Linked DNA regions of Homo sapiens: region 2 is linked to region 1. A link is a loop called in an ENCODE intact Hi-C map of the cell type or tissue named here. Cell type or tissue: breast epithelium. All regions are shown on one strand. Each heading gives the region's core, and the rest is flanking DNA. Links, peaks and the distances in the headings are about the cores only.

Region 1 (16,035 bases), core at 4,789-12,788:
ATGGGTTTTGAAGAGTTCCATTTGTATCTGAGGCCTGTTCACTTTGAATTTGCATCACACGGGGACAGGGCAGACCAGCCACCTCCTGTGTTTATAACCTCTCTGCTGGAGGACAGTGGTCGGGTAGACAGGTAAGCCTTGAGAGGGTTGAGGTAAAAATAACGTAATGGCTGAGTGAATAACCAGTGAAAAATAATTTTTGTCACCATTCAACATGCAAGAACAATCACATTTCTAAGTTCTCTCTTATATTCTATCTGCCATGATGCCAGTTTTTTTTCTTCTTTCTTCTTTTAATAAGAGGGAAAAAGTAAGATCTCATTTAGGGGGACAATAGCATTTAAAAACACCAAGTAACTGAGAAATGAAAGAACCAGGTTGTCCAAGAACTCAGGTGAGATGAAATCACAGGTTCAGCCGCTTCCCGGGTAGAATATGTTGCTTCCAGGTAGAAAAGGGAGTCAGCATGGGTCTAATGGGGTGAGAGCCATGGATCAGAAGTCCAGGTCTCATCTCTTACTTTTCTTCAGACCAGGAAGATGTCACTTAAGTTTTCAGAGCAGCTGTTTCCTTGAAAGGATAACACAAGGTACAAATATAACATGCAGGCAATATCTCAGGCAGCCTTCTTTATTAGCTAGTGACAGAAGCCAGTGCAAACCAGTGAAACTTCTCTCTCATGCCCCATAGGTCCAACCCATTGCTTGAAAGAAAATACCCTTACTAGTAATATATGGTGAGTCTACTCAGTCAGGGGAAGGAATCTTCTTTTGTTCTCACACAATTAACCTTTGACGTGTGGGAGGAGAAACTTCTGTCTTCCTCTTCTTTCCTTCTCTGCTATCTGCTTTTCCCCATAGGGTCCCACCTCTATCCCTGGAGATTCTTGGTACTGGCTCCATGCCAAGGAAGGAAAAAGGTGACTCCAAGGAGGCAACCGGCACCTTTGTTTCGCTAATGCAGATCCCTGCTCAAAATAGAATGCTGAGTGTTAATATCCTAAAAGACTCCACAGAGCAGGGGTGGAATGAGGGGGTTAGGATGATAGAATACAATATCCCAAGATTTCTCAATTTTAGCACTACTAAACTTTGGGGCTGAAGAAATCTTTGTTGTGGGGGACTGTCCTGTGTGTCTTAGGTTCATTAGCAACATTTCTGACTTCTACGCACTAGATACCGGTAGTATTCCAGTACCCCACCCCACACACACTGTTCTATAATCAAAGATGTCCCCAGACATTGTCAAATATCTCCTGGGGGCAAAACCTCCCCCTGCTCTATCCTGTCACACTAGCTAAGCCAAAAACAGAATTTACTGTAAGGATACAGAGATGTTCACAGAAGCCAAGGCAGGAAGTATGGTCAGGCCTTAGGTGATGCTGGGTCTCCAATTGGCAAAAAAAAAACAAAAAAAAAAACCATCTGGAGCCAAGCTATTTTCTGGTTCTTCAAGGGCCTCCTTGGTTGGTGTTTTATATTGCTGTGAAAATAGGGCATCACATTTTTGTTCAGTCAGAATCCACCAATCAGCACAAACTGCCCAAATGCCCTGTGGTCTGGCCGATGCTCTGTGGTCTGTGATTGGTCCTCCAGGTGATGACCTAGAGATGCCGCAAGATAAGGAAGCCTTCTGCATTACCAAGGGAAGGCTTATGCATCCAAAGAACTTGTGTATTGAATTCATATTTATTTTATGTATGTTAATTCCTTAAAGTTGCCACTTTGGAGTGCCATTATAACAACAACATATATAGTGGTCCCTTAGTGTCTGTGGGGGATCAGTTCTAAAATCCTCTCGGTTACCAAAATCCAAGGATGCACAAGTTCCTTATATTACCAAAATCCAAGGATGCACAAGTGCCTTATATAAAATGGCATAGTATTTGCATATAACCTATGCACTCCCTCCCTTATGCTTTAAATCATCTTTAGATTACTTATAATTATACTTAATACAATTTAAATGCTATGTAAATAGTCATTATACTACATTGTTTTTATTTGTATTATTTTAATTTTTGTATTATTACTTTTTATTATTTTGTGTTTTCAAATATTTTTTATCTGCAATTAGTTGAATCCATGGATGCAGAACCCATAGATATGGAAGGTCAACTGGATCAAATATGAGTATAGTTACTTACATTTTAAAAAGCACATTCATGCATATTATCCCTCTTAATATTTGCCATAACCATGTGAGATAGGTGATATCCCCTTTACAGATGAAGAAAGAAAGATTGATAGATATTAAGTTACTTGACAAAGTCTCATAGTTATGGACAAAGTACCAAGTCTCAAGGTGGAAAAATGGCTGTAAAGAATATTTAGATAGCTGTTGGACCCATAGGAAAGAGAGAGAATTGGACAACATTTAGGGGGTGCTCAAAGGAGTGAGTCAGTGAGGGATCCTAAACAAGTGTGGTCAAGAAGGTGAGAAGAGCCAGGTGTGGTGGTGCATGTCTGTAGTCCCAGCTACTCAGTAGGCTGAGGTGGGACAGTTGCTTGAGCTCAGGGGTTCAAAGCTGCAGTGAGCTATAATTGCACCACTGCCATTCAGCCTGAGTGACAGAGTAAGATTCTGACTCCAAAAAAAAAAAAAAAAGTCACTTGGTACACCTTTGATGCCCAGTTAACTATATATGTACTTTGAATAAATAAAAACATTTTGCTTAAAAAAAAAAAAAGAAGGTAAGAGGAAAAACGGGAGAGAGTAGTGTAATGGTAATCAAGAGAAAATAATTTCCAACGCTATGGGGTGGTCACCATAATCAAACTACAGAAAGATCAAGTCCAAAAAGGACAGAAAAGATCCCAGAGCCCTTATAGCTTTCAGTGGAAATATCAAGTCTTGCATAAAAGTTGCATTTCCTATTATTATTGACATTTCTGATCTGATCATGACATCCTGTTCCATCATAATGGTGTCTCTTGATTAGTTGCATATTACATCAAAACAATTTCATATTTTTTGTTGCAGATATTCTCCTACTGCTCTTGTCTTAGCCATCTCTGAGGTGGATGATAACCAAATTGGCAAATTTAGTTTTTACACAAAGGAAGCCATTCTTAAGGTAAACAATTTATTTTTTAAAAGCAAATGAAAGTAAAATAAAGCAATTTGCTCACATATTTCTTTAAGAAGACATAATACTTTATATAAATTTAGCTTCCATATATAAGAAAAGCTTCCAATTTCATAAATAATAATAATGGTTGTTTTAGTCCATTTTCTTTTGCTATAACAAAATACCTGAGACTGGGTAATTTATAAAGAAAAGAAGTTTATTTGGTCCGATGTTGCGGGAAGTCAGGGACCCCAAACGGAGATACCAACTGAAGCCATGGCAGAAGAATGTGGATTGTAAAGATTTCATGGACATTTATTAGTTCCCCAAATTAATACTTTTATAATTTCTTATGCCTGTCTTTACTGCAATCTCTAAACATAAATTGTAAAGATTTCATGGACACTTATCACTTCCCCAATCAATACCCTTGTGATTTCCTATGCCTGTCTTTACTTTAATCTCTTAATCCTGTCAGCTGAGGAGGATGTATGTGGCCTCAGGACCCTGTAATAATTGCATTAACTGCACAAATTGTACAGCATGTGTGTTTGAACAATATGAAATCTGGGCACCTTGAAAAAAGAACAGGATAACAGCAATTGTTCAGGGAATAAGAGAGATAACCTTAAACCCTGACCACCGGTGAGCCGGGCGGAACAGAGCCATATTTCTCTTCTTTCAAAAGCAAATGGGAGAAATATCGCTGAATTCTTTTTCTCAGCAAGGAACATCCCTGGGAAAGAGAATACGTGCCTGGAGGTATAGGCCTATAAATGGCACCCCTAGGTGTGCCCGTCTTTTATGGTCTGTAGTCTGCAGGGGTGAAATAGACCCCAGTCTCCCATGGCGCTCCCAGGCTTATTAGGAAGACGAAATTCCTGCCTAATAATTTTGGTCAGACCAGTTGCTCTCAAAACCCTGTCTCCTGATAAGATGTTATCAATGACAATGGTGCCCGAAACTTCATTAGCAATTTTAATTTCACCCTGGTCCTGTGGTCCTGTGATCTTGCCCTGCCTCCACTTGCGTTGTGATATTCTATTACTTTGTGAAGTATTTGATGTCTGTGACCCACACCTATTCGCACACTCCCTCCCCTTTTGAAAATCCCTAATAAAAACTTGCTGGTTTTTGCGGCTTGTGGGGCATCACGGAACCTACCGACATGTGATATCTCCCCCAGACGCCCAGCTTTAAAATTTATCTCTTCTGTACTCTGTCCCTTTATTTCTCAAGCCAGCTGACATTTAGGGAAAGTAGAAAAGAACCTACGTGACTATCGGGGCAGGTTCCCCGATAGTCCATGATTCTGGAGGCTGGGAAGTCCAAGGACATGGTGGCAGCTTCTGGCAAGAGCTTTTGCACTGCATCATAACATGGCAGAAAAGCAGAAGGGCAAGTGATTACATGCAAAAGAGACTGCAAGAGCAAGCCAAGCTTGCTTTTATAACATCCTGCTCTCTCGAGAAAGAAATCCACTCCCACGATTATGACATTAATCCATTCATGAGGGCTCTAATCTCATGGCCCAATCACCTCCCAACACATGAACTTTTGGGGGACACATTCAAACCATAATGATGGCCTTGCCTTATTTGATGTGCACATTAGCCTGGTTTGAACCATAGAGACTGCAACACCACTTATAATAACTTCTGTTAGGTACTAAAAAAGAAGTTCACATGTAGTGAACAATCTTTGCATAAGGTTTTAAAAATATACATTTGTTATTGGAGCTTTTATCTGGTCTTTCTAAACCTGGTGCTATTTTTTATCTGCTACTTGGATTTCTTTGCTTCTATATGTGTATTTTTAAAATGTCGATCTAATCTTGGCTTACAGGAGCCTGCCACTGAGCACATGTTTGCTAGTTCATCAGAGCCTATTCATCTTTTCCTGACCACTGGTGAAATCTCATGGTGTCCAGCTATAGAGCAAATCAAGCCTGGAGGCTGCCTTCTTGGAATGAAATGCTGCTTAGGGAGAGACCAGATTCAGTCTTATGGCTGAGTAGCAAGCATCCCAGCTCATTTGGGAGTTTGATTCATATATTTACATGTTGAATAAGTGGTGATTTCAACCCTCAACTCACTTCTTTATGCAAGACATTCCTAATATTTTTCATATTTTCTTCCTTTAGCTTTTGCTGCATTCAGGAGTGGAAAATATGCAGGTGACTCTTGCATGCCAAGCTGCTCAGAAAAATGCTTTGATGGCGGCTGTCCAGCAGGTGTACTTCTATTGCACCCCTCAAGGGAGCTGTCCTGCTAATGTCAAGGTCAGCCTGCATGACAGAGAAGCCAGAGGCATCTCATCACCTCCACCAGCTAATGTCAGGCTGCCCCTTTCTTCCTTCCTTTTTTCCCTTCTCCCTTTCTCCCTTTCTTTCTCCCCTGCCCCCTACTTTCTCTTTCCTATCTCTTTATCTTCCTTACTTTCCTTTTTTCTTCCTTTCCTTGTTTCCTGTTTGTGAATCAATGTATGACCAAATCCTTATTGGATTTCTTAATTTTCAGTTATACTTTTTTCTGTATTTCTTATTTTTTGGTTATTGAGACATAATTCATGTGATATAAAACATACCACAGGCTGGGCATGGTGGCTCACACCTGTAATCACAGCACTTTAGGAGGCAGAGGTGGGTGGATCACAAGGTCAGGAGATCGATACCATCCTGGCCAATATGATGAAACCCCATCTCTACTAAAATACAAAAAACTAGCTGGGCATGGTGGCACGTGCCTATAGTCCCAGCTACTCGGGAGGCTAAGGCAGGGGAATTGCTTGAACCCAGAAGGCAGAGTTTGCAGTGAGCTGAGATCGTGCCACTGCACTCCAACCTGGCAACAGAGTGAGACTCCTTCTCAAAACAAACAAACAAACACCATATTATAGTATATAATTCAGTGGTTTTTAGTATATTCACAAGATTGTGCAACCATCATCACTACCTAATTCCAAAACATTTTTATCACTCACTCTCAAAAGAAACGTTGTACCCATTAGCAGTTACTTACTTTTTCTCCCTCCCCTCAGTCCCTAGCAACCACTAATCTACTTTCTGTTTCTATAGATTTGCTTATTCTGGACATTGTATATAAATGGAATCATACAACAGGTGACCTTTGGTGTCTGGATTTTTTCCCTTAGCATAATATTCTCAAAATTTAACTGTGCCGTAGCATGTATCAGTGCTTCATTTCTTCATTGCTAAATAATATTTTATTATATGGATATACCACATTTGTTTCTACTTTTTGGCATTAGGAATAATGCCACCATGAACATTTATCTATAGGGTTTTTTTGTTTTGTTTTGTTTCATCTTGTTTGAGACAGAGTCTTGCTCTGTCGCCCAGGCTGGAGTGCAATGGTGCCATCTCGGCTCACTGCAACCTCCACCTCCCAGGTTCAAGCGATTCTCCTGTCTTAGCCTCCTGAGTAGCTGGCACTACAGGTGCATACCACCACGCCTGGCTACTGTTTTGTATTTTTAGTAGAGACAGGGTTTCACCGTATTAGCCAGGATGGTCTCAATCTCCTGACCTCGTGATCTGCCCGCCTCAGCCTCCCAAGGAGCTGGAATTACAGGTGTGAGCCACCACGCCTGGCCTACGTATAGGTTTTTATGAGGACATATATTTTTAAATCTTCTTGGGTATATACCTAGCAATTGGATTGCTCAGATTATATGGTAACTTTATATTTTACATTTTGAGGAACCACCAAACTGTTTTTCAAAGTAGCTGCGCTTTTTACATTCCCATCAGCAATGTATGAGGGTTCCAATGTCTCCACATTTTTGTCAACACTTGTTATTGTTTTTTTATTTTAGCTGTTCTAGTAGAAGTAAAGTAGTATCTCATTTTGGTTTTGACTTGGATTTCCCTATTTACTAAGACCTTAAGCATCTTTTCATTTGCTGACTTGACCATTTATGTGTCTTCTTTAGAGAAATGTCTATTTAAATCCTTTGCCTTTCTATAAAATTTGATGTTTTGGTTTTTTATTGATGAGTTGTAAGAGTTCTTTAGATATCCTGAATACAAGTCCCTTATAAGGCATATGATTTGCAAATATATTCTACGGATTGTCTTATGATCTCCATTTATCTGTTATTTCATTACTTGTACTTTTGGCATCATATTTAAGAAACCATTGCCTAATCCAAAGTTATGAAAACACTCTTATATTTTCTTCTAAGAGATTTATGGTTTTAACTCTTACATTTAGGTCTAGGGTCCATTTATACTTAATTGTGCTATATAATGGGAAGTAGGGATCCAACTTTATTCTTTTCATGCGGCTAATCAGTTTTCCCAGAACCACTTGTTGAAAAGACTCATCTTTCCTCATTAAATTGTCCTGGAACCCTTGCAAAAAAAAACACTTGACCATAAATGTTAAGAATGTATAACTGGACTCTCAATTCTATTCCATTAATCTAAATGCCTGTTCTTATGCCAGTACTACTATGTTTTGATTACTGTAGCTTTGTAGAAAGTTTGAAATTATGAAGCATAATCCCTCCAAATTTGTTTTTCTTTTTCAAGTTTGCTTTAGCTATTTTGAGTCCCTTGCATTTTCATATGAATTTTAGTGTCAGCTTGTCAATTTTGGGGGCTTTAAAAAGAGTAAGTTGGAGTTTTGACAGGGATTGCAGCAAACCTATAGATTGAGTAGTATTGCCATTTTATTTTATTTTAGTAGGATTGCCATTTTAACAATATTATGTCTTCCAATTCTTGAGCATGGGATGGCTTTCTATTTATAGACACACCTTGGAGATGTTGTAGGTTTGGTTCCAGACGGTTCCATGCAAATTTTTTGGTTTCTGAGTGCATATAAAAGTTATGTTTATATTACACTGTAGCCAATTAAGTGTGTAATACCATTTTGTCTTAAAAAAACCCAATGTACATATACCTTAATTAAATATACATTATTCACTTGCAGACCAAAGAATATTAAGTTATAAAAAAAGAAAAAATATATATTTTTACTAAAAACTGCTAATAATCATTTGAGCCTTTAGTGAGTTGTAATCTTTTTGCTGGTGGAGGGTCTTACCTTGATATGGAAGGCTGCTGACCGATTAGGGTGGTGGTTGCTGAAGGTTGGGGGCCAGGGGTCTCTGGCAATTTCTTAAAATAAGACAAAATAAAGTTTTCCACATTAATTGACTCTACTTTTCATGAAAAGTTTCTCTTTGGCATGTAATACTGTTTGATAGCATTTTACCTACAGTAAAACTTTTTCAAAACTGAAGTTAATTCTCTCAAACTGTGCTTTATGTAATATTCTAAATCCTTAGCTGTCATTTCAACAATGTTCACAGCATCTTCACCAGGAGTAGATTCCATCTCAAGAAACCGCTTTCTTTCTTAGCTCATCCATAAGAAGTACCTCCTCATTTGTTTAAGTTTTATCACGAGAATGCAGCAATTCAGTTACATCTTCAGGTTCCACTTCTAATTCTAGTTCTTTTGCTATTTCTGCCACATCTGCAGTGACTTCCTCCACTGAAGTCTTGAACTCCTCAAAGTCCTCCATGAGGGTTGGAATTAACTTCTTCCAAATTCCTGTTAAAGTGGATATTTTGACCTCCTCTCATGAATCATGAATGTTCTTAATGATATCTAGAATGATAAATCTTCCAGAAGGTTTTCAATTTACTTTACCCAGATCCATTATGCAGGGGTGTCCAAATCTTTGGCTTCTCTGGGCCACATTGGAAGAATTGTCATGGGCCACACATAAAATACACTAACACTACTGATAGCTGATGAGCTTTAAAAAAAATTGCAAAAAAACTGCAAAATAAATGCAAAAAAACATGCAAAAATAATGTTTTAAGAAAGTTTACAAATTTGTGTTGGACTGCATTCAAAGCCATTCTAGGCCTCATGCAGCCTGTGGGCCATGGGTTGGACAAACTTACATTAGAGTAATTACTATCTATGGCAGTTATAGTCTTATGGAATGTATTTCTTAATAATGACTTCACAATACGACACAGAAACACAAGACATACTCCTTGATCCATGGGCTGTAGAATGGATGTTGTGTTAGCAGGCATAGAAACATTAATCTCTTTGTACATTTCCATTAGAGCTCTTGGGCACTGTCAATGTACAGTAATGTTTTGAAAGGAATCTCTTTTTCTGAACAGTGGGTCTCAACAGTGGGCTTAAGATGTTCAGTAAACTATGCTGTAAAGAGATGTGGTGTCATCCAGGCTTTGTTATTCCATTTGCAGAGCACAGGCAGGATAGATTTAGCATAATTCTTAAGAGTCCTAGGATTTGGGGAATGGTAAATGAGCATTTGCTTCCACTTCAAGTCACCAATAGCATTAATCTCTAACAAAAGAGTCAACCTGTCCTTTGAAGATTTGAAGCCAGGCATTGACTTCTCCTCTCTAGCTATAAAAATACCGGATGGCATCTTCTTTCAGTGGAAGACTGGTTTGTCTACATTGAAAATCTATTGTTTAATGTAGCCACCTCTATCAATTATCTTAGCTAGATGTTCTGGATAACTTGCTGCAACTTCTACATCAGCATTTACCACACTTCACCTTACACTTCTTTGTTATGGAGATGGCTTCTTTCCTTAACCCTCATGAACCAGTCTCTGCTAGTTTCAAACTTTTCTCTCATCCTTCAAGGAATTGGAGAGAGTTAGGACCTTGCTTTGGATTAGCCTTGGGCTTCAGGGAATTTTGTGGTTGATTTGATCTTCTATCCAGACCACTAAAACTTTTTCCATATCAATAATAAGGCTATTTTCCTTTCTTATCGTTCTTGTATGCATTAGAGTAACGCTTTTAATTTCCTTCAAAAACTTTTCCTTTGCGTTCACAACTTGGCTGTTTTGCACCAGAGGCTTAGCTTTTGGCCTATTCCAGCTTTTGACATGCCTTCCTTGCTAAGCTTAATCATATTTAGCTTTTGATTGCAAGTGAGAGTCGTGTGACTCTGCTTCTCACTTAAACACTTAGAGGCCACTGTAGAGTTATTAATTGGCCTAATTTCAATAGGGTGTCTCAGGGAATAGGGAGATCCAAGGAGAGGTAGGGAGACAGGGGAATGGCCAGTCGGTGAAGCAGTGAGAACACACACGTTTATTAAGTTCATCTTCTTATTTGGTGTGGTTCATGGCACCCCAAAACATTTACAATAGTAACATCAAAGATCGCTGATGTCGGATCACCATAATAGACATAATAATGAAAAAGTTTGAAATATTGTATATTGTATGAATTACAAAAATGTGACAGAGACATGAAGTAAGCATATGCTATTGGTGCCAATAATTTGTTCAATGCAGGGTTGCCACAAACATTCAACTTGTAAAAAACACAATATCTGCATTAAGCTGAGTGCAAGAAAATGAGGTATGCCTTTATTTAGTTCTTCTTCAACTTCTTTCAACAATATTTTATAGTCCTCAGGGTACAACTTTTATCCTTTTTTGTTACATATTAATTCCAAAATATTTCATTCCTTTTAACATGATTATAAATTGAATTGTTTTTCTTAGCTTCATTTTCAGAGTGTTCATTACTAGTATATTAGAATACAAATTGACTTTTGTATATTGATCTTGTATCCTGCAATCTTACAAAGCCAGTTTGTTGGTTCTACTAATTTACAGGTGTGTGTTTGTGTGTATGTATGTGTGTGTTCGTAGTATTTCTTAGGATTTTCTATATACAAGATTATGTTATCTGCAAGTAGAGATAGTTTTACTTCTTCCTTTCCAATCTTTATGCCTTTTATTTCTTTTCTTGCCTAATTGCTCTGGCTAGACCCTCCAATACAAGATTGAGTAGAAGTAGTGACAGTAGATATTATTGTATTATTCCTACTCTTAGGGGAAAACCGTCAACCTTTCACCATTAAGTGTGATATTAGCATTAGTTTTTCATAAATACCTCTTATCCGGTTGAGGACATTCCCTTCTATTCTAAGTTTGTTGAATGTTTTTATTGTGAAGGGGTTGGATTTTATCTACATATACTTTTTTTTTGTATTTTGTTTTTTTTCACTTAACAGTATATCTTGGTTATCACTCCAAATCAGTTCATAGAGGTTTTCCCTTTTTTGCAACTGTATAATTCTCTTTTGTGTATATACTAGTGAATGTAACTTACATGTAAAATTAAATATGGTTTTAAGAAATCAACTTTCCAGATGGTTTCAAACATTCTTTAAGCCTCATGGATTCTACTCAGCTCACCACATTAACCCCTTATCACATTTATCTACCTCTATTTACCCATTTCTACTCTCTCTTTTTTTTTTTTTTTCAGAGATAGGGTCTCACTCTGGCACCCAGACTAGAGTGTAGTGGTGTGACCATAGCTCACTACAGCCTCGTATTCCTGGGCTCAATTGATCTTCCCACCTCAGTCTTTCGAGTAGCTGGGACCACAGGTGTGTGCCACCATGTCCTGCCAATTTTTAAATTTTTTCTAGAGATAGGATCTCGCTATGTTGCCCAGGCTGGTCTCAAACTCCTGGCCTTGAGCAATCTTCCCTCCTTGGCTTCCCAAAGCAGTGGGATTATAGGCATGAGCCACCATACCTGGCCTGTACTCTTCATATTAATAGGAAAGTACAAATTTATGGGTATGGCAACAATATTGAATGCTAAATACTTCTACTGCCAAATACTCTGTCCCATAGAAATCACCTGCTGCAAAAAACAGGGATAGAGTGAGTTATATAGATTTTTAAAAATACAACCCCCCAAAATCTTAATTCAGTGCCTATTGTAAGTTAGGCTCATAAGATAATACTGAGGTACAATTCCTGACCCTGATGAACCTCTAGGCTGGTGTGTTTAAGGGGGGTAGGCCCACAAGTGGCTCAAAGACAAAGGCACAGAGAGGTTCAACAAGCCATACAAAAGGAGATTAAAGAAATGAGAATACACATCTGGGAAAACAGGAAGGGCAGCACAGAGAGGGGGCATTTGGGAAAACCCTGAAGGATGAGTTTTTTGGCAGGCAGAGATGACCACTTGATCATTCTGAGTAGAGGAAAGACCCTTCAGATACCCAGGCATGGGAGACAGAAAGGGCAAATGGGGACCAGGAAAAAACGAGAAGCCCAACTTGATAACCACTTATGATTTTCATACACAGTTGACATAGAGAATCCTTTACTCAGTCAATTTGATCTTATAAAGAATACCAGTATATAAAACAGATGTAAGTGGGGCTGTTCTGGTTGAAGTGAAGGTTAAGAGCTTATAAGTCACTTCCTAAGATCAATCCAAGGAGCACATGTTAAAAGATACTGGACAGGAGCACAGGACAGGGGTGGAAGGTGGGAAAGTGATAGCCTGGAAAGACCTGCAGCATTGGGAAGGGTAGGGAGGCATTAGGGTAACAGCCTGGGAAGGTGGGCTAGGACTATAATGTGGGTGCCCTGAAAGAACCGGCCCAGGTGTCATCTCCCTAGAGAGCCTTTTCCTAGTCTCTCAGATCACTAGTTACTATATTTTCTACATATAAAATCATTTGTAGTTCAATTATGTTTTCCACATTATACTGACTATAAGGACGGCTCCTTGTATATTTTTTTGTCTTTGTGTCTGCCTAGTAGACAGACACAAAGACAAGTAGGAAATACCATTCATTGAATGATTGCTGAATTCACACTTATTGGAGATTTAAAATGCTGTAGACAGACACAAAGGCAAATAATAAGTACCGTTTGTTGAGTGATTGCTGAATTCACACTTAAAAGTGTTTGAGCTAAGGAAGGACCTGACCTGAGATTCTCATTAGGAATATTCACTGCATTTGACAGGTTAAAGGGGAGAAAGGTAAGTTAGGGAGACCAAAAGGCGAGAAGATGTGAAGTCCTGAGCCATGGGTGCAGCTGTGGGGATGAGCGGGAGGGATGGGTGTGAGCAGCATTGTTGGAATGCATGCAGCACACAGGCTTGGGGTGAGATTGAAGATTCCTACCAGGTTGCCACCCTCAAATGCACACCCTTCAAACGTATCTTACACCTGCTACCATGCTTCTCTCCAGCCACAGAGTGTGAAGTGTTCCTCTTCCCAGTCAAGTTCAATGCCTCCCACCAACATTCTCAATCCATTTCCTTTTCTGAGGCCTTGATTCATTGGTTATCTTCTTTCCCTACTGCACTTCCAGTGTTTTTCTCCATTACCTCTTTCCACTTACAGGTACTTCCCACATTCCACTTAAGTGCAGGCTAGATTGTTTTCATCCTCTCCAGAAAGCTTAACTGAATCCTATGTGCTTCTCTGGCCAGTACCCTAATTATGACCTTTCTTTCTTATTCAGGTTTATTGAAAGGATGTTCTTTAACCCCCTAGCTCTATATCCTTTCATTGTAATATAGCTTGCTCTTCCACTACACCCCTGAAACTGCTCTCACTAGAGTCAGCAATGACCTCTCAATTGTTAAATCCAGAGAACATTATTAAGATGTTATATTTGACTACTTTCCTTCATTTAATGCTCTTGGTCACTCCCTTGTCCTCAATACTCTTCTTCCTCTGCTTCTGTGACTCCGTTCTCTCCTGGATCTCTTCTACATCTTTGATTCTTCCTTCTCAATTTCCTGGAGTTGGGGGCCTCTTCTCTACCCATCTCTATCATGATGGTGTTTTCCTGGATCTTCTTTTTAGAACTCCTATTCTCTCCTTTCATATTCTCCCTTGGTGATCTCATCGACTCTTGAGGTTTAAAACCTCCAATATACTGTCAACTTTCAAATCTACATCTCTTCATGGAACCTCTCTCCCAAGCCCCAAACTAGAGTATCTAAATGCTTCACAGATAGTGTTTGGATATCCCACAAACACCTCAACTCGGTATCAAAAGGCAACTCATTCTTCTCCCATCTAATTCTCTAGTATTTCTATTCTTGGTTAAGGTAGCACCACCTGAGTAGTAACACAGGATTTTTTTTTTTTTTTGAGATGGAGTTTTGCTTGTGTCGCCCAGGCTGGGGTGCAATGGTGCAATCTTGGCTTACTGCAACCTCTGCCTCCCAGGTACAAGTGATCCTCCAGCTTCAGCCTCCCAAGTAGCTGGAATTACAGGCGCATGTCACCATGTCAGGCTAATTTTTGTATTTTTAGTAGAGATGGGGTTTTGCCATGTCAGCCAGGCTCATCTCGAACTCCTGACCTCAGGTGATCCACCTGTCTTGGCCTCCCAAAGTGCTGGGATTACAGGCATGAGCCACTGTGCCCAGCCGTCAGAAAGGATTAAAATGTGGGTATTGTCCTCAACTCCTCTGGCTTTCTTACTTTAGATCAATCAAGCACTACCTCTTGCCAATATCACACTCTACATATTTATTGAATATGGCCCCTCTTCTCCATCCTCACTGCCTTAGTTCAAATTCTCATTATCTCACTTGTGTGACTATAATGGCCTTCTAAGTGGCCTCCATCCCTCTGGGTCCATGCCTTGCACCACTACCTCTGCCCTCAACCATATCTATCCTCCACACAGTGACCAGAGAAACTATGCCTCCTTGATTAAATCCCTTCAGTGGCTTCTTGTAGATCAAAGAGCAAAACTCAACCTCCTTAGCTAGGCATGCAAGACCTTCACTTCCTGACCCCAGCCCTCTATTCTGTCACTTCTCCTGCCCTCTATTTGAAGTATCCTAAACATTTGGTGCTATTTCATGTCTCTCTGCTTCTACTCATATTTCTCAGAAAATTTTAACCTTACTTTACCACATCCCACCCTCCCATTTTATTTTTTTGCCTCCAAGATTCAACTCAGTCATTGTATCTTCTAGGATGTGTTTATGACTCTTGACTAAAATGCATTTTGTGACTACTTCATTATAAAATGGTATACTGTAATACACACACACATTGCTTCTCTTACAAGTGTGAAACAACAAGAGGACTGATGACATCATAAGGGGAAATAAATGATGGAGACAATGAAAGAGTGCAGGGGAAGAAAGGGAAGGGAGTAAGAAAGGAAAGAGATGGAGAACAAATTGTGCACTGCCACCAAAGCCAAAGGAAGAGAACATTTCAAGAAGGAAAAAGTCACCAAAGATGTACAGATGACAAATAAGCAGAAAAGATGTTCAACACTGTTAGTCGTTAGCAAAATGCAAACTGAAACCCTATTGAGAAACCTCTACATGCCCTTTAGAATGGTTAAAATGTAAAAGACTGACCATCTGAGTGTTGGCTAAGTTGTGGAGGACCCGGGCCTCTCACACACTGCTAATGGCAATGCAAAATGGTGCAACCACCTTGGAAAACAGTTTGGCAGTTTCTTAAAAAAATTGAAGATATACTTACCATATGATCCAGCCATTCCTCTCCTAGGTATTTAACCAAGAGAAATGAAAGCACATGTCTATACAAACATTTTTACACAATATGTTTATAGCAGTTTTATTCATAATAGCCAAGAACTGGAAAGAATCCAAATGCCCATCAACAAGTGAATGGATAAACAAATTGTAGTGTATCCATACGACAGAATAGTACTACTCAGCAACACAAAGAAGTAAAATATTTATATCCACAATAATATGAAGACAAAAAAGGGCATATAATGCATGATTCCATGGATATTAAATTCTAGGAAATGCATTCTCATCTATAGTTGCAGAAAGCCAAGCAGTGATTGCTTAAGGAAGTGGTAAGGTGGGAAGGGTGGCTATGGTCATAATTTGATTGTGATGATGGTTACACAGTTGAGTACATATGCCAAAGCTAATCCAATTGAATGCTTTAAATATGTGTTGTTTCCTGAATGTCAATTATGTATCAATAAAGCTATTATTTTTAGAAGAAGAAGAAGGAATCCAATAGATTTGAATGTAGAGAGAAAATTCGGAGGGTAGGGATTAAAATGAGGCCACAAAAACTTCTTGCTGACTCTGAGAGCAGTTCTGCTAATGAAGTCAGAGTGAAAGCTAGAGTGCCAG
Region 2 (16,035 bases), core at 5,476-13,475, 72 kb after region 1:
CCACACTACAGCATAGAACTGAGAGTAGTCGGCCGGGTGACTCTCACACCTGTAATCCCAGCACTTTGGGAGGCCGAGGCAGCTGGATCACCTGAGATCAGAAGTTTGAGACCAGCCCGGCCAACATGGTGAAACCCCATCTCTACTAAAAATACAAAAATTAGCCGGGTGTGGTGGTGCACCCTTGTAATCCCAGCTATTTGGGTGGCTGAGGTGGAAGAATTGCTTGAACTTGGGAGGTGAAGGCTGCAGTGAGCTGAGATCACACCACTGCACTCCAGCCTGGGCGACAGAGTGAGACCCCGTCTAAAAAAACCAAAAAAAACAAAAAAACTCAGAGTAGTCCAGGAATAATAAATTCAAATCTGGCTTTCCAGGTCATTTTTCAGGTCTGTTTTTCAAGGTAGGAGAATTAAACATTTCATTCTGATATTTTGTTAGTTTGATTTATAACCTTTCAATGTTTTGACATGCGCTATGTGGGCTTCCATTGTCCTCGTGTCCTTACAAATGTTCAAAGCTGACTTGAAAGAGAGGCTTGCAAGGCTAGAGCCCATGGTTGGATATAGAGGAGAAACAAAAGTGGGTCTGTGAGCCAAGGCAAAGAGTGCCTGGGGCCCTGGCATGATGAGGCTGCACTGCTGGAGTGGCTGTGAATAATGAATGCCTCTTTCCTTTCAGATCACTTTCAGGAAAGATCACCTTGAGGCCTGCCTCCTTTCCCTGGGTTGTGATGTGATGGCAAGAGAATGCAGCAACTTTGAGACCTACTCCATGTGCTATGAGCATGTGTTGCATCATGCTAGGCAGAGGCTCAGCCAGAAAGAGCAAGTAGGTTCCCAGAGAGAGAAGAACTGCAGTGGGGAATGGGCATGGGCAGGGAGGCTCAGGAGGCACTCAGAAGAGAAAAGTAAAACTGAGGGGGTTGGGATACATACAGTGGTTCTTATGCCAGAACTGAGGGTGAATGGTACCCTCAAATCTCTCTACTCATTGGCTCAATCATTCTCCTGGGCTCTGGTATTCTCAGTTGCACACTAGGTTATGTGCTTGGGAAGTGTCCAGTGGAGAATACGAAAGGTGAGCAACAAAGGGGCTGGCCCTGCAGGGGAAGGTACATAGCTGTCCTTTCCACCCTCAGCAAACACAAGGCACCGTGCGCTGTTCCTGGTCTGGGAAAGAAGCCAGGATCCTTGAGTAAACTCTCTCTTCAGGATGCATGTCATGGGTCAGTCTCACTGGGAGACTTCCTTAAAATATGAGCCTGCTGGTGGGATGGAAGAGTCAGTCCTCCTGCCCTGGGCTGCCCACTATTGTGAAGGTAGATTGCATCAGAGATTTAGTGTGATTTTAGTTTATACCTTAGAAAAGTTCAAAAGTCTAAACCACTAGCCAAAACACCAAATGAAGCATTGAAATGATGAACAACGAGCCTTGGAGCCACCCCTATTTTGGGCTATCCCCATTACTCAGTTCTTGGCATCAGTGTGGGTACCTGGAAGTCAATGTTGTCTTTTGAGGCTGTGTTAGGCATCCTGAAGTCCAGTGGGGCAACTCACACAGTCTCAGCTCCAGGCACAGCCTAAGGTTCTCAAAATGGGGCTCCATTAACACAAATAGGAGGTGTTTGGAATGTGTTGTACTGACCTGAGCCATGGTTGGAAGACTAAATGTTAGAGTTTGGTTGTGTACTGCTTTCTCCTGCCCAGGAATTAGATGCTACACAAAGAGGCCAGGGTCCACCTGAAGACAGTGCTGGCCAGGTAGGTCATTTCCTATTAAAAGGTTCTCTTCTCCATTTCTCACATCCACACTCTCAGGGCTAGCCAGCTATGGGATGCCTTAGAGTCATTTGCTTGTGTCACCTGTAGAAGTCCCGTCAGTGAAGGTCCACTGCAGGAACACCAAGGAGTGTGCTTTCACTTTTGGTGAGCAACCCTCCTTAGGGTGCATTTTTTTTTCTTGAGTTTTTTGGTCGCTTTTGTTATTTTGTACTGGTTTTGTTTTGTTCTGTTTTTGTTGTTACTTTGGGGAGTTTTGTTGTTGTTTCTTGTTTTCTTTTGATGCCAGTTAAGGTGCATTCCAGGCCAGACGCGGTGGCTCACGCCTGTAATCCCAGCACTTTGGGAGGCTGAGGTGGGTGGATCACCTGAGGTCGGAAGTTCCAGACCAACCTGACCAACATGGAGAAACCCCGTCTCTACTAAAAATACAAAATTAGCCAAGTGTGGTGGAGCATGCCTGTAATCCCAGGTACTCGGGAGGCTGAGGCAGGAGCATTGCCTGAACCCGGGAGGTGGAGGTTGCGGTGAGCCAAGATCGCTCCAGCCTGGGCAACAAGGGCAAAACTCTGTCTCAGACTAAATAAATAAATAAAATAAAATGCATTCCAAAAAAGAAAAGGGATGTTTGGGCTGAGGTGTCAAGGGGAGGCCAGTTTGGAAATGGAGGCCAAGACAGTTGAAGTATTTTTCTCTAACTGAAAAGGGCCTATGTAGTGGCTTTTCTGGGGTCACTTATTCACCAGTCAGTGTCTGGCACTGTTCTGGGACCTTTGAATTGTCCTTAAATTCTTCTGCCCACATTTATTTAGCAGAATGTTCACTCTCTTCATTAGGTTTAAAATAGAAGTGAAATTCAATACTGATCTATAAGAAACTATTTTGTAGTAGCAGTTTGAAACTCCTAAATTGTTTTTCTCACACACACACACACACACACACACACACACACACACACACACATTTTCTCATGCTTCTAGATTGCAGAGCTCAGTCATGATATGATCATGGAAATCACCACTCTGAGAGCCCAACTCACAGACTTGGAAGAAGTGAATCTGAATCTCAAGAAGCAGATTAGAAAAGAAGTCCAAGAAGAATATGAAGCATTAGTCCGAGCTTTGTTTGAGACCTGTTTACACATAAAAGTAAGTGTCCCGTGTTGAACATCTGGGCCACCCATTGGGTAGCCGAGTGTAACGGATTCCCATGGTGGCTGCACACCCAGGGATCGATGACAGAATAATGGGCTTTGTAGTAACAAGAGATTGTTAGGCCCAAGAATTTTCTAGCTCTAAGCTTTCACTGCAGAAAGAGAGTCAGCAATGGGTTGTCATTAACCACGATAGACACTGAATTTGGGGATAATATAGAAGTCTATCTTTTACCCTCTATTGACAGTTGCTATTGTCACTGTCTGATTGCTGTTGGGAGGACAGAGTGTTCTGCTCCCCACAGTCCCTCACCTCCCCAGTTTCTATCACCATTTTATCTGTTAGTGTGACTTTCCAGACTACAGTGCCTGGGCCAGGCCGGACCTTACGTAGGTAGCAGCAGGTGCCTCTGGAGAACTCCCTGGACACATTCAGAATTTGAATCAGCTTCCACATTTTTTTCCAACCCTCAAAATGCCTGCCAGCCTCACTCTCACATTCAATGTCAGCAAACTGCTGACCTGTCAGCAAAGACCCATTGCAGAAGTGATGGGGTACGCATGCACCCGCAGCACTGTGGAAGCCAATCGCTTTCATGTGATGTTTGCACAGCCATAAGATAGATGCCCCAAGCCTAAAATGGGCCATCAGGGAGACTGGTCCAGCTGACTCACCAGTGTGAATTTCAGTGCAACCTACCACCTGCAAGTCCACAGCTTCCCCCAACCCTGTCCCCTTCCCTGCTATTGGATACACCCCAAAGCCAGCCCCGTTTGGGTCCTTGAGTCTCTCCCCAGGGATTGCAGAATGGCCCTGAGGGTTGTTAGGTTAACAGGAGCTTCCACCAGTACTCACCTTGGCCTGGTCATTCCAGCGAGAATTTCCTCTTACTTGCAGTGTAAATGCTTACACATATTAAGGGATCGAACCCAAAATGTATTAGGTCTGGTGCTGCAGGAGAAGGATGGGCAGACAGTGACAGCTGGAATTTGCTAAGCCATCTTTCAGGTGTGAGATTGTTGAGAAATGTCTTAAGTTCCTTTTAGCTTCTGCCAGATTCCCAGTTAAAAAGTAGATTCTCTCTGTTTCCCAGGCTGAAGTAGTTCCACCAAGCCTCCTACAGTAGGGAATCCCTGTTATATTCCAGGGTCCCACGAAGTTGCTAAAGCTTGTGTTGTGTGGCCAGAGCCAGGCTTCCCTCCGTGGCTCCCAGCTGGGCACCCTCCTCCTGCCTTCCTCTCCAGGGAAGTGGTTTAGAAGTGAGAGGACACCCCTACCCTACCTCTCACCCCAGAGACACTGGGTGTCTTAGTCTGCTCAGGCTGCCATAACAAAATATGATAGGCTGCACAGCTTAAACAACAGAAAGTATATTTCTCACAGTTCTGGAAGCCAGAAGTCTGAGATCAGGGTGCCAGTGTGGTCTGCTTCTGGCTGAGGGCATGCTTCCTGGCTTGCAGGTGGCTGCCTTCTCACTGTCCTCACATGGGAGAGAGGGAGAAAAAGAAAGGTCTCTCTCTCTCCCTCTTCCTATAAGGCCACAGTCTATTGCAATAGAGCCTCACCCTTATATCCTCATTTTAATCTTAATTACCTCCTAAAGATCCTATCTCTAGATACTGTCACATTGCTGGTTAGGGTTTCAACATATGAATCTGAGGAAGACACAATTCAGTCCATAGCACTGGGTCTTCAGTCGTACTTACCATTGATCAGGCTGTTTCCTCACAAGCCATTTAGCCAGAAGCCATTCAGAACGGAATATTTCCTAATGGGGTTTCTGCTAGATCCTAAATAGGAAGGCAGCCAGCCTGACTCCCTCCTCCACTTTATCTATATTTAACAGAGCTCCTCAGGAGTGGCTCATCTACAGTGTCTTGTCTGCTCACATTCTACTGTGAGTCAACATAGCAGCAAAAATCTTTGGTTCAGCTTCCCAAGTAACTCTTACCAGGGGCAGTTTGGTCAGCAGGTTTTCTACCTGTGTGACCTTCCACTATCCTCCTGGCTCAGCTTGCCTTGGTGTTGACAAGGAAGGCACAATCTAAGATGTGCTGGTGTCCAGAAGATGAAGCCCTGTGAATAAAAGACAGCACTCAGGGGGCTGCTAAGTGTGACTTCCTTATAGTACATGTCAGAATAATTGTCTGAGGAGGTGATATCTTAATGTGAAATTACTTACAAAAGTTAAGTTGTAGAAGGCAAAATGGCTTTTCTTCAACTACCCTTCACACTACCCAAATCCATTTTACTTCCTTGACTTGATTCTGCAATTTGCAGGAGAAGCTGGATGATAATCAGCTTAATTTGATCCAGAAAGTGTGTGAGCTCATCGGTGAAGTGAGAACAGAAGGGATTGACAATATGAAGGACCTAAAGAAAAAATGGTGCTCTGCCAGCCCCGATGAAGGAATGAAAGAAAACCCAGCCAAAGTATGTGATTTCATTTAGCAATGGGATATCAGCGTTTCATCCTAGCATCTGACTCTACCATTCACCCTGTTAGCATTCCAGCCTGATTTCCCTGAGAAAGCATTGCATCAGGCATTTTAAAGGGGGCACAGGGACGCACTGCACAATTGTGTCATCTTCTGGAAGGCATGTTTCTGATGTTAGGGTTTGTGCCCTTCCTATGAAAATGTTGGGGGCAGCCTTTCCTGAAAATGAGCCTTCTTAGCAGGAACAGCTGTGGGCCTTGGAGCAGGACAACTGCAGCCTGGCCAACCTGGTGTGCAAAGTGAGGAGCCTGGGCCGCTGGAGGCTGGCTGTGCAGCAGGCGTGCTTCCAGGCCCAGCTGAGCAGGACAGAGAAGGTGAGCTCTGGTGGGGGAGACCCAGACAGTCCCCAGGATGGCTGATCCCAAGCCTCCATGGCTGCAGCTGCCATGGTGTCACTGTAGCTGTGAGTGGCACTGGTGTCAGGTGGTAGGGCCAACCATCCTGAAGGACCCGACGGTTGGCGATTTTTCCTGGGAACAGGCCATGTGAGAACTTCAGGAGAAACAGAAAGGGGGCAGAAGCAAAGGGGGCAACAAAAAACAGATCAGAGAATTCAGCATAAGGGAAGGAAGTGAAAAGATGGAGGAAAGGCTTCACCAAGGCCTTGAGGCTGCTTTGTCAAAATACCGCATATCTTTGGGTTTCATACATGAGTATCTGAGGAAAATGAAGTCACAAAATAATAAGTGAGAAATCTGCTTTAAGGTAAATTGAGTCCAAAGCTCATATTGATAGCTATTTGGAAACTTTCACATCCTGTTTCTGAAAGTATTTACTCTCATATGTTACCCTCTTCTGAATTAAAATCATGGAAGCAGGCTGGACATGGTGGCTCATGCCTGTAATCCCAGCACTTTGAGAGACCAAGGTGGGCAGATCACCTGAGGTCAGGAGTTTGAGAGCAGCCTGGCCAACATGATGAAGCCCAATCTCTACTAAAAATACAAAAAAATTAGCCGGGTGTGGTGGTGGGCACCTGTAGTCTCAGCTACTCAGGAGGCTGAGGCAGGAGAATTGCTTGAACCTGGGAGGTAGAGGTTGCAGTGAGCCAAGATTGTACCACTGTACTCCAGGCTGGGTTGACAGAGAAAGACTCCATCTCTAAATAAATAAATAATAAAATAAAATAAAATCATGGAAGCAGTGACTAGCAGGAGCTCCCTTCTACCGGAAGTTTGAAAGAAGAATGGATGGGAAAGTGGTTTAGATACTGCTTTTGAAACTAAACATCTGGAAAGGAAACCTATTTCCTATCTTACTGTGTTTGGGATATTTACAGGAATCTATTCAAAGTAAAAAAGAGTATTTGCGCATCAAGCTGATGGCAGAGCGAGAAGTGGGTTTATTTCGTCAGCAGGTCCTGGCTCTCAGGCAGGCCCTGGCCAGGGCACAGGCTGACAGCGCGAGGATGTGGAAGCAGCAGGACAGCCAGGTATCTGAACCTCAGAGCCTCTTCCTCATTCCCTTTGCAGTTAACTCTGCAAAGCTGAACGTGGCCACCACACTTGGTGCTGTGGCTGTCAGGAGCAGTCACCAGAGCACCACAGCCTGAAGCCACACAGATGGCACAGCCAGGAAAAGATAGCCTGGACTTGGGCTTCCCTTCTCCTCCCTCCTCTCCAGCCCAGAAACCAAGGGCGGTGGCCAAAAGGCTATTGTTCTTACTCATGTGGCTGAGAAAATATTACTCCTAAGCAAGATCATTATCACATACGTGTGTGTGTGTGTGTGTGTGTGTGTCCATTTCTCTGAGGATCTTTTTGCTAGAGGCTGTCCTGGGATCCTGGGATCTAGGCCTCTGCCTTGAACACAGGCTTTCATGGGGCAAGCACGCTTCCAGTTGACAACAATCCTTGGCAAGTAGAGTGTGGTCCAGCCTTGTAGTATTATCCCCCATGCGAGACTGTATCCTTTCCCAGTGATCCATACTGTGTCTCACTTTCAGAAGTTACTGCTGCGCGATAGGGGCCGGCACCAAAATAAAGGCATTCTAAGCCTAAGCATTTCCTTACTGTGCCAACCCTCTGGGCATGAATGAAGCAGGGGGACTCTAGGTTTAGAGTGAGAACAGCTGAGTTAAAGTAACAGCCTGGGAAAGCTAGGCGTATTTAAAGCATGAAATTTAATTTGTTCATCTTGGACCCTAATTCCTCCATGATTCTGCATCAGATGAGTTAACTATGTAAAGTACATTATAAACTGTAAAGTCATCATACAGATATGAATAATAATTAAGTATTGACCATCTAGTACTTAGGATAATACTTATTAGAAAAACTTTGGAACAGAACGAAATTATTTCTACCCTTATCCTTCTTTAACTATCTAGAGTCTGACTTCCCCAGATTTTTGGAAGGGAAAACAGAGCCTAAATCAGAACCTCCTTTCTTCGCCCATTGTGTGTATGGCATGGCCCCATCTCCTTGGTGTTAAACGCTTCCACGGCTACCTCCTGACAAAGGCTCCACGACAATGTAAATGTTGTTTGTGCTAGATATGATTATCTGGTTAGTAAGCTAACATACATATTATCAAATCTGGGTATTAAAAGACCAAATTATTTGCCCTGGCACTGCTGTACAGTGGCGTGATCGCATGCCTGGCTTTTGGTGTCTGTTCTGCTTCCCTCTGACTGTCACTGCAGGGCTCACAGTGTAAACGCCAGGCTAGGCTAGATCCTGGTGCTCTGGCTAGCACAGGACAGAATCATTGGGCCGCATTTTCTAGAGCCCAGGAATACACCATGTAGTTGTGTCCCTGAGCCCCAAAGGAGGGGATGGTTATTATGCTTTCCAACCTCTTCCCCCCTTCTGCTGGGAAGAAAGGCTCCCTGCCTTCTCCTTTCTTTTGGCGTTTTCCTGCCACAGGCTCAACTGCTGAAGGAGTTAGAACATAGAGTGACCCAGGAAGCTCTCACCCAGCAGCAGCTGCATTTTATGAAAACATCCAGGATGGAGAAGCTCTTGGAAGATGTGGGGCAAAAAGAACAGCAACTGCAGCTCCTTAGCAAAGAGGCTGAGAGGGCTTCTAAGCTGGGCCAACTGCAGCAGAAAAAAATGAAGAGGGACCTCCACCAGGTAAACCTCAGTAAGAGGGAGTGTCCAACCAGAGTGCACCTGGTGCCCCAGCGAGGGCTGCTGCATCCTTCCCCTGCGTGCCCATGCCTCTCTCCTGTCCCCCACAACAGTATTTCTCAACCTCTGTCACTTATAGGCAGCCCAGGAGAATGGTAGCAACTCTCCCCACAGTGTCTCCCCACACCACAGGGATTGCTGGGCAGGCCATGGTGGCTTGGCTGCCTCAGGGCTCAGAATCTCAGCACCCCTGTAACCTACTGGAAAAACCTGTTTCTACCCAGCTCTCATCTTTGAACTAGGAATCTTTTAGAAAATTCCAAGCAGTAACCTGGAAAAGCAGCAAGTGTTAATGGAGGCTATGACAAGAAGATTTTATTCAAGTGTTTCAGGAACTGCAGAGACAAAAATGAAAGGCAAAAGTGGTTTGCAGATCCAATGTATTTTGTTAACTACACCTAACAACAAAGAAATAGAAGAGAATAATACTAGAATGTAGATGTGGATTAATACAAGTTTCAACAAAGCAGAAAACAATGTAATTCAATAAAAAAGGAAAAAGTAATTTCCAAAGCAGGCACCTCACACATATCCATTGAATGAGCAAATCACTGAACTCATTCATCAGAGATAGAAGGAGATGGAAATTGAAAGACAAATTATTGGTCAAGTGTTTCTTTTTTTTTTTTCTTTTTTTGAGACAGAGTCTCACTCTGTCACCCAGACTGGAGTGCAGTGGCGTAATCTTGGCTCACTGCAACCTCCACCTCCCAGATTCAAGTGATTCTCCCACCTCAGCCTCCTTTGTAGCTGGGGCTACAGGCATGAGCCACTATGCCCAGCTAATTTTTGTATTTTTAGTAGAGACGGGGTTTTACCACGTTGGCCAGGCTGGTCTCGAACTCCTGATCTCAGGTGATCCGCCTGCCTTGGCCTCCCAAAGTGCTGGGATTACAGGCGTGAGCCACCGCACCCGGCCCCTGGTCAATTAAGTGCTCAAGGAAGAGATCAATAAGGAGAATTCTATCTACAAAAATGACAAAAAAAGATTAAAATTTGAATTGAGTTAAAGAAAATATATAGAAATGGGGGGAGAAAATGAGTAGCTTTAGAATAAAAATTAGAATTTCATATTTATTGCCTGAAAAGTAAACAAAAATATGACTCAACCTATAAGAAAACTTTGGCATCCCAATTTTGTGTTACAAATCATGCTTTTCTAAAAGCCACCACAAAAACAGGGAAGTTCGTAGATTCATTTCTTCAAGGTTTTCTCTAGTTAATTATTTGTTTCATGGCAGATATTCTAGAGGTGGTCAAAACAAATATTTTGAGGTTTCTCTCAACAAATGTGCACTTTACCATATGTACGTATAAGCCATTGGCCCTTTGTAGAGTACACCTCCAGCTCTCCTGACAGCTCAAGTGTCCCTGCGCCTACCTACTCTAAACAGCAATCCTCAGCCAGCAAGACCCGAGCCCCCCACCCTCACCCCCCGGCCCCTTCCAGCCAGAAGTGGCTTCTTTAATCTATCTCCGGCCTCTGACTCCATGGGCAGATAATTCACTGTCTGACCTCGGAGAGCCTCAGTGTCCTAACCTGCTGCCTGCGCCTGGTTGAGGTCACTTATAGTAGGGGTTTCCAACCCCCAGGCTGTGGACCGGCAGGGGTCCATAGCCTGTGAAACTGGGCTGCACAGCAGAAGATGAGCAGTTGGCAGCATAACTGCCTGAGCTCCGCCTCTTGTCAGACCAACGGAGGCCTTTGATTCTCATAGGAGCACAAACCCTATTGTGAACTGCACATGTGAGGGATCTAGGTTGCCTGCTCCTTATGAGAATCTAGCTAGTGCCTGATGATCTGAGGTAGAACAGCTTCATCCTGAAACCATTTGTCCCCACCCGGTGGAAAAACTGTCTTCCATGAAACCGGTACCTGGTGCCAAAAAGGTTGGGGACCAGTGATTTAGAGCACAGGCCCTGGAGTGGAACTGAGTGGTTCATACCGCTGGCCCTCCAGCGGTGTGGCTTTGGGCAAGGTCTGTGGCTTCTCTATGCTTTGATTTCTTCATCATTACAATGGAAACAATGTACTCACTTCACTGAATTTGGGGGATGATTAAATTAGGGAATTAGGTAATTTAAATAAAGCCCTTAAAACCAGGCCTAAAACAGGCATGCCTGTAGTCCCAGCTACTTGGGAGGCTGAGGCAGGAGGATCGCTTGAGCCCAGGAGTTCAAGCCTGCAGTAAACTAAGATTATGCCACTATACTCCAGCCTGGGTGAAAGAGTAAGACCCTGTCTCTAAAAAATAAAATTAAAAAATAAAAAGTAAAAAATTAACAAAAATAAACAGGCCAGGCACGGTGGCTCACTCCTATAATGCCAGCACTTTGGGAGGCCAAGGTGGGAGGATTGCTTGGGCAACATGGTGAAACCCTGTTTCTACAAAAAATACAAAAATTAGCCAGGGATGGTGGTGTGCATCTGTGGTCCCAGCTACTCAGAGGGCTGAGGTGGGAGGACCACTTGAACCTGGTTGCAGTGAGCCAAGATTGTGCCAATGCACTCCAGCCTGCATGACAGAGACTTTGTCTCAAAACAAACAACAGCAAAATCACGGTGTGATACATAGCTCTCAGTAAATGTTGGCTGTTTATATTTTTGTTGGGAATGTGAAGGTAGACAGCCTTGGAAACAGGTAGGTAGACCTGGACTCAAATCCTGGCTGTGTGGCCTTGGGCAAGTCACTTCACCAGCCTCTGTGACATTGGGGTGAGTGACCTAACACAAGGAGGTCCTGAGGAAGCACGCTTCCTTGCTGGTGTTTCTTAGGTTTCCTAGTGCCAGCCTGGCTCAGGAAATCTTGATATGTTTCCTTGGCACCAGCCCGTAGGGAATGAGGATCCTACACAAATCCCTACAGTATGGAGAGGGGCTTTGGACCTACTTTATATTAGGAAGTTTTCCTAACTCTGGAGCTCTGGTAATCTTCTGAAATTTAAACTATGCTTGGGGGCCCCCCGACATAAGGAAGAGCCCACTTTAACATTTAGGGCAATACTATGCAGGGGCCTTCTGGCTGGGTCTGTATAGGCGGAGTGGGATGTACAATACACATGGCTGAATGCTTGAGATTAGCACGTGTATTCATTTCCTAGAGTTACCTTAATAAATTATCACAAACTGGGTGGCTTAATAGAATAAAAACGTATTCCTTCACAGCTCGGGAGGCCAGAAGCCTGAAACTAATGTGCTGGCAAGGCTGGTTCCTTTTGGAGGCTCTGAGGAAGAATCTGTTCCATGTCTCTTCTTAGTCACATTTTGGTCTCTGGCATTCCTCGGCTTGTAGTTACCTCACTCCAATCCTGCCTCTGTCATCATGGAGCCTTCTTCCTATGTGCTCCTCTGAGTTTCTGTATCCTTATCCTATCTTCTTTGTAAGGACAACAGTCATTAGATTCAGGGCTCACCTAAATCCAGTATGACCTCATCCTAACAAGTCCATCTACGAAGACCCTATTTCCAAATAAGGTCACATTCTGAGGTTCCAGGTAGACATGAAATTTGGGGGGTACTCTTCAAACCACTATAGTATATATTACTTTTCTACAAGTAAAAACAATTAGGAGATTATAAATTGAAAAAGCAAAACCACCTGTCATCTGTGCAGATGAGATACACTTTGGACCTGGGCACTGCCTGGCTGGGGAGTGTGGGCTAGCCGTGCACGGGGAGAGCCATATAAGTCAATACAAAGGTTGCTTCTGGAGATGGGCTTGTCAGAACAGGGCATTCCCGGCAGATGCTGAGCTGAGAGCAGAGATTTAGGAGATAGATAAGTCTTTCCTCTGTTTGAAACTGTCCAGGGGCTCTGACAGGTCCTCACTGTAGATGCAGTGGCTAGGCCTCCAAGGCCCTGTGTGCACTGGGCCCTCCCTCCCCTCTTCCTCTACTTATCTGATGAAATAAACATGAAAGATATAACCTTGTGAATAAGTTCCTAGCTATTATAAGGTATAAGGGATTCCACGGACTGTTCCTTTTTGGTTAAGTTCTTGGTCTTCCTGAAGTTCTTGATTCTCAGAAGGCTGAGTTCAGCCTAATCAGGACTTTAAGAGCCAGTTCTCTTTGCAGGGTAGCCTGGGACACCCATTCTCCCTAGGAACCCCCTGTGAACTGAGGAAATGAAAGTGAGCACAAAGAATCTCTGCTTCTCATTTTCCCCTCAGATGAGAAGCCGGCTTGCCCAGGAGCGCAGTGTGAAGCTGGATGCTCTCCAGCGTGCAGAGGAGCTGCAGGGTCAGCTTCACGATGCCCAGCGGTCAGCTGTCCCCATGGGCTCGTCAGGCGGTAAGGATAACCCCTGCTCTGGCTAGAAAACCCTCCCAGTCTCTGGGGTCTGAACTGAGGAGGGTCTCAGAGACTCAGGGGGGACCGAATCAGTAACTATCCAGTGGTTATTGAGTGGGTCCTCCACAATGTTTGTTGAATGACACATAAACGGATAAACCTTAATTCTGATTTACAGTCAAAACTTCCTACTTTAGTACCTTGGAGTACTGACATCCAACACTAAAAGGTTTCAGTCATAAAAAACTGGTCTTGGCTGGACACGGTGGCTCACGCCTGTAATCCCAGCACTTTGGGAGGCCGAGGTGGGCGGATCACGAGGTCAGGAGATTGGGACTATCCTGGCCAATATGGTGAAACCCCGTCTCTACTAAAGATACAAAAATTAGCTGGGTGTGGTGACACACACCTGTAATTCCAGCTACTCAGGAGGCTGAGGCAGGAGAATTGCTTGAACCTGGGAGTTGGAGGTTGCAGTGAGCTGAGATGGTGCCATTGCACTCCAGCCTGATGACAGAGCGAGACTCTGTCACACACACACACACACACACACACACACACACACACACACAAAAAAAAAAAAAAAAAAACTGGTCCCAGAACCAGTTCATTGGATTTTGAGACATCTTAATGCTTGGGGGTTTGGGGTGTCCTTGAAAATAATCAAAATAGCTCTCTGAGCAGTGCAGGCAGCATGGAGCTGAGACCAGACCCCAGGATGTCTCTAAACCAGCTTCCTCCTCTATAAGATGAGGACTAAATACATTCTAAGTTCTCTTCTAGATCTATTAGAAATATCACCAAATATCACTAACCATGATTGGCCTGTTGTTATGATTGGCCATGTCTCTTCTTTCCTGTTCTGTACATAGCCTGATAGTTGAGTATATGGGCTTTGGAGTGAAACAGCCAGAATTCAGGCTCTGGCTCTGTCACTGCTAGCCACATGACCTTAGACAGACCTTAATTAGCCTCTCCGTAAAATGGGAATACTCACCTCAAAGGCTTGCTCTGAGATTAAATGAAATAATTCCTGTCTTGACACCTTAGTATAGTGGCACTTAGTAATTGTGCAAGTGTTGGTTACTATACTTGCATACATGTGTTTAGCCCTTTATCTGTGTTTCCTTTTGGCTACCTTCCAGCGTGAATGAGCTGAGCAAACAGCCTTTCAGGAGCACAGAGTCACAGATGAAATTACTTTGGGTTTACTAAGAGCAGAGCTGGACTTGGCAGTAAAGCTCACAGGGCCCTCCTTCCTGCTTCTGGGTTGCTGCCTGGACCTGACATTGGGAGCTGGTGTCCCCTGCCCCAGCTACTGGTTATTGCTGCTGCCCCAGCCCCAACATAAAGGGCATCAAGAGCACACAAGGGCCCTACTTTGGCACCTGACCCTATGCAGTTCGGTACCTTACACTGTCTTCTCCATGTGCCAGGGGATTTTTTCCTTCTCTCCCTTTCACCTCTGCCTGCAGCTTAGCCAAGCATCTTTCTAATCCCTTCCTGGGATAATGCGTCCTAGTGAACTGCCATCCACATCCTCCAACACCTGCCTATTGTGAAGGAGAACCAGAATGAGGCACGAGGCAGGTGGGGGAGACCCTAATTCCCAGGATTGGGGTGGGAGCAGGAGTGGGAAGCAAACTTCTTTCCCAGGAAGTAGAGGTAGACGTTACTCCCGGGCCTCAGCCCTCTTCTGTTTCCCTGTGCAGGGAGAGGAGGGGTTTGAGGGCACAGTCAGCTATCACCATACTGTTAATGCTAAGCAGTAAAAGTCAGCCATATTCCCACTCCTCCTTCCTCCGCTGTTGCCCAACTGGAGTCTCAAAGTGACCCAGGGGTCTTCTGCAGCAGCAGCCATGGCAGCATTCCTGCCTCCCATGTTGGAAGCATAGGTGCACTCAAAGGGCGAGCTCTCTTTCCTTGCCATTAACGTGATTCCCCTAGGATTTTGCAACTCCTGAGAAATGAAGATTTTTTTCTAAATCAATTATTTTAGACATGCTTAAGAAAAAATGAAATCACTTGGCTCATAAAACTGTAAAATGTTGAGAGGAGGCCTGGCTAAAGGTAGCTTCATCAAGGTTTGACCTAGTTCATGAGGACTGCTTTCACTCTCTCCATCTCTGGCTCTGAGGAGGCTGGGAGCAGAAAGGAAGCAAGGCTCTTTGGAAGCAAGATGGCAGCCACCTCCGTAGCTTCCGTCTCTGTTCATGCTCAGCATGGCAGGAGCAGGGTATGGAGATGGGACAGTCAAAAAGAATTGGGCTCTGCCTGGACTGACTTGGGTCATGTTGCCAATTTTGAACAAATTAGTGGAGCCACAGACTAAGATGTCTGGTTGGCTTAGGCCCAGCTTACCTGCTTCTCCACTGGAGCTGAGGGTTGGGTCAGCTCGCTGTCTCCTCCTCTCTGCAGCAACTGTTTTAAATCTGCCTTGTCTCCTCAGATCTTCATACGCTCCCCCCAACACCTCATCCTTTCATCTCCCACTTCACAGAGAAATTAGAAACCCTCAGACAGGAATGCCATCTTCTCCCTGTCTCCCAGCCTACCTACATCTGTACTCTGCTGCTTCTCCTTCCCTCCTGTGAACATGGAAAGGATGTCCCTTTTCTTCCCCAGGGCAATCCCTATGTAAAGGGCCCATCTGCTGCTACCTTCTCAGGGGCCTTGAACTAGCTGCTTCTTTTCTACATACTTGGATTTCCCATCCATGCATCCCTCTAATCTTGCAACCAACAATTACTTATTGATCATGTATGTGCCAGGATCATAAAATCCACTGTAAAATAGCTCCCCCCGCCCCCACTGCCTTGACAACATATTCCTTCCCCTGCTGCTGGTCTTTCTCTTCCCAGTCAGACTTCTTAAAAGAGCTGCCTATACTCACTTTCGTGATTCACCTCACTTAATTTCTCTCAGGTTTTGCCATTCTCAACTTGTGGCTTCCAAATGTTCCTCACTACCTCATGGTCCAATATGATGCTTACGCTTTCTGGCCAATAGGAAGGAGGAAGGCAACAAAAAGGGCCCACCCCTCCCTTGAAGCTTGAAGAATGCTTCCTGGAAGTCACTTGTGACACTTCTGCGTACATTCCATTGGCCAGCACTTAGCCCCAAGACCACACAAAGGAGACTGTGAAATGTAGTTTTTATTCTAGGATGCCGTGA

The links. Peaks named below come from ENCODE experiments on the same cell type or tissue, not always from the same donor. Only the 100,000 strongest peaks of a DNase experiment are listed, where the experiment ranks them.
Region 2: it touches region 1 in a loop (23-fold over the local background); 1 of 110 quality-filtered maps calls a loop at or near these places.

What each region holds. Positions count from the first base shown.
Region 1 is chr6:109,264,826-109,280,860 of GRCh38, forward strand. LOC124901374 (a long non-coding RNA gene) reads right to left here and starts at 1,678. Exons shown (of 2, transcript XR_007059701.1): 1 at 1,319-1,678; 2 at 615-967. It also overlaps the pseudogene CCDC162P. In breast epithelium, for the core only: no CTCF peak of the experiment used is centred there; no DNase peak of the experiment used is centred there.
Region 2 is chr6:109,335,687-109,351,721 of GRCh38, forward strand. It overlaps the pseudogene CCDC162P. Among named protein-coding and RNA genes, the nearest start is that of CD164, 39 kb to the right of the region's middle. In breast epithelium, for the core only: no CTCF peak of the experiment used is centred there; a DNase peak (open chromatin) is centred at 8,701; H3K27ac peaks cover 1,762 bases.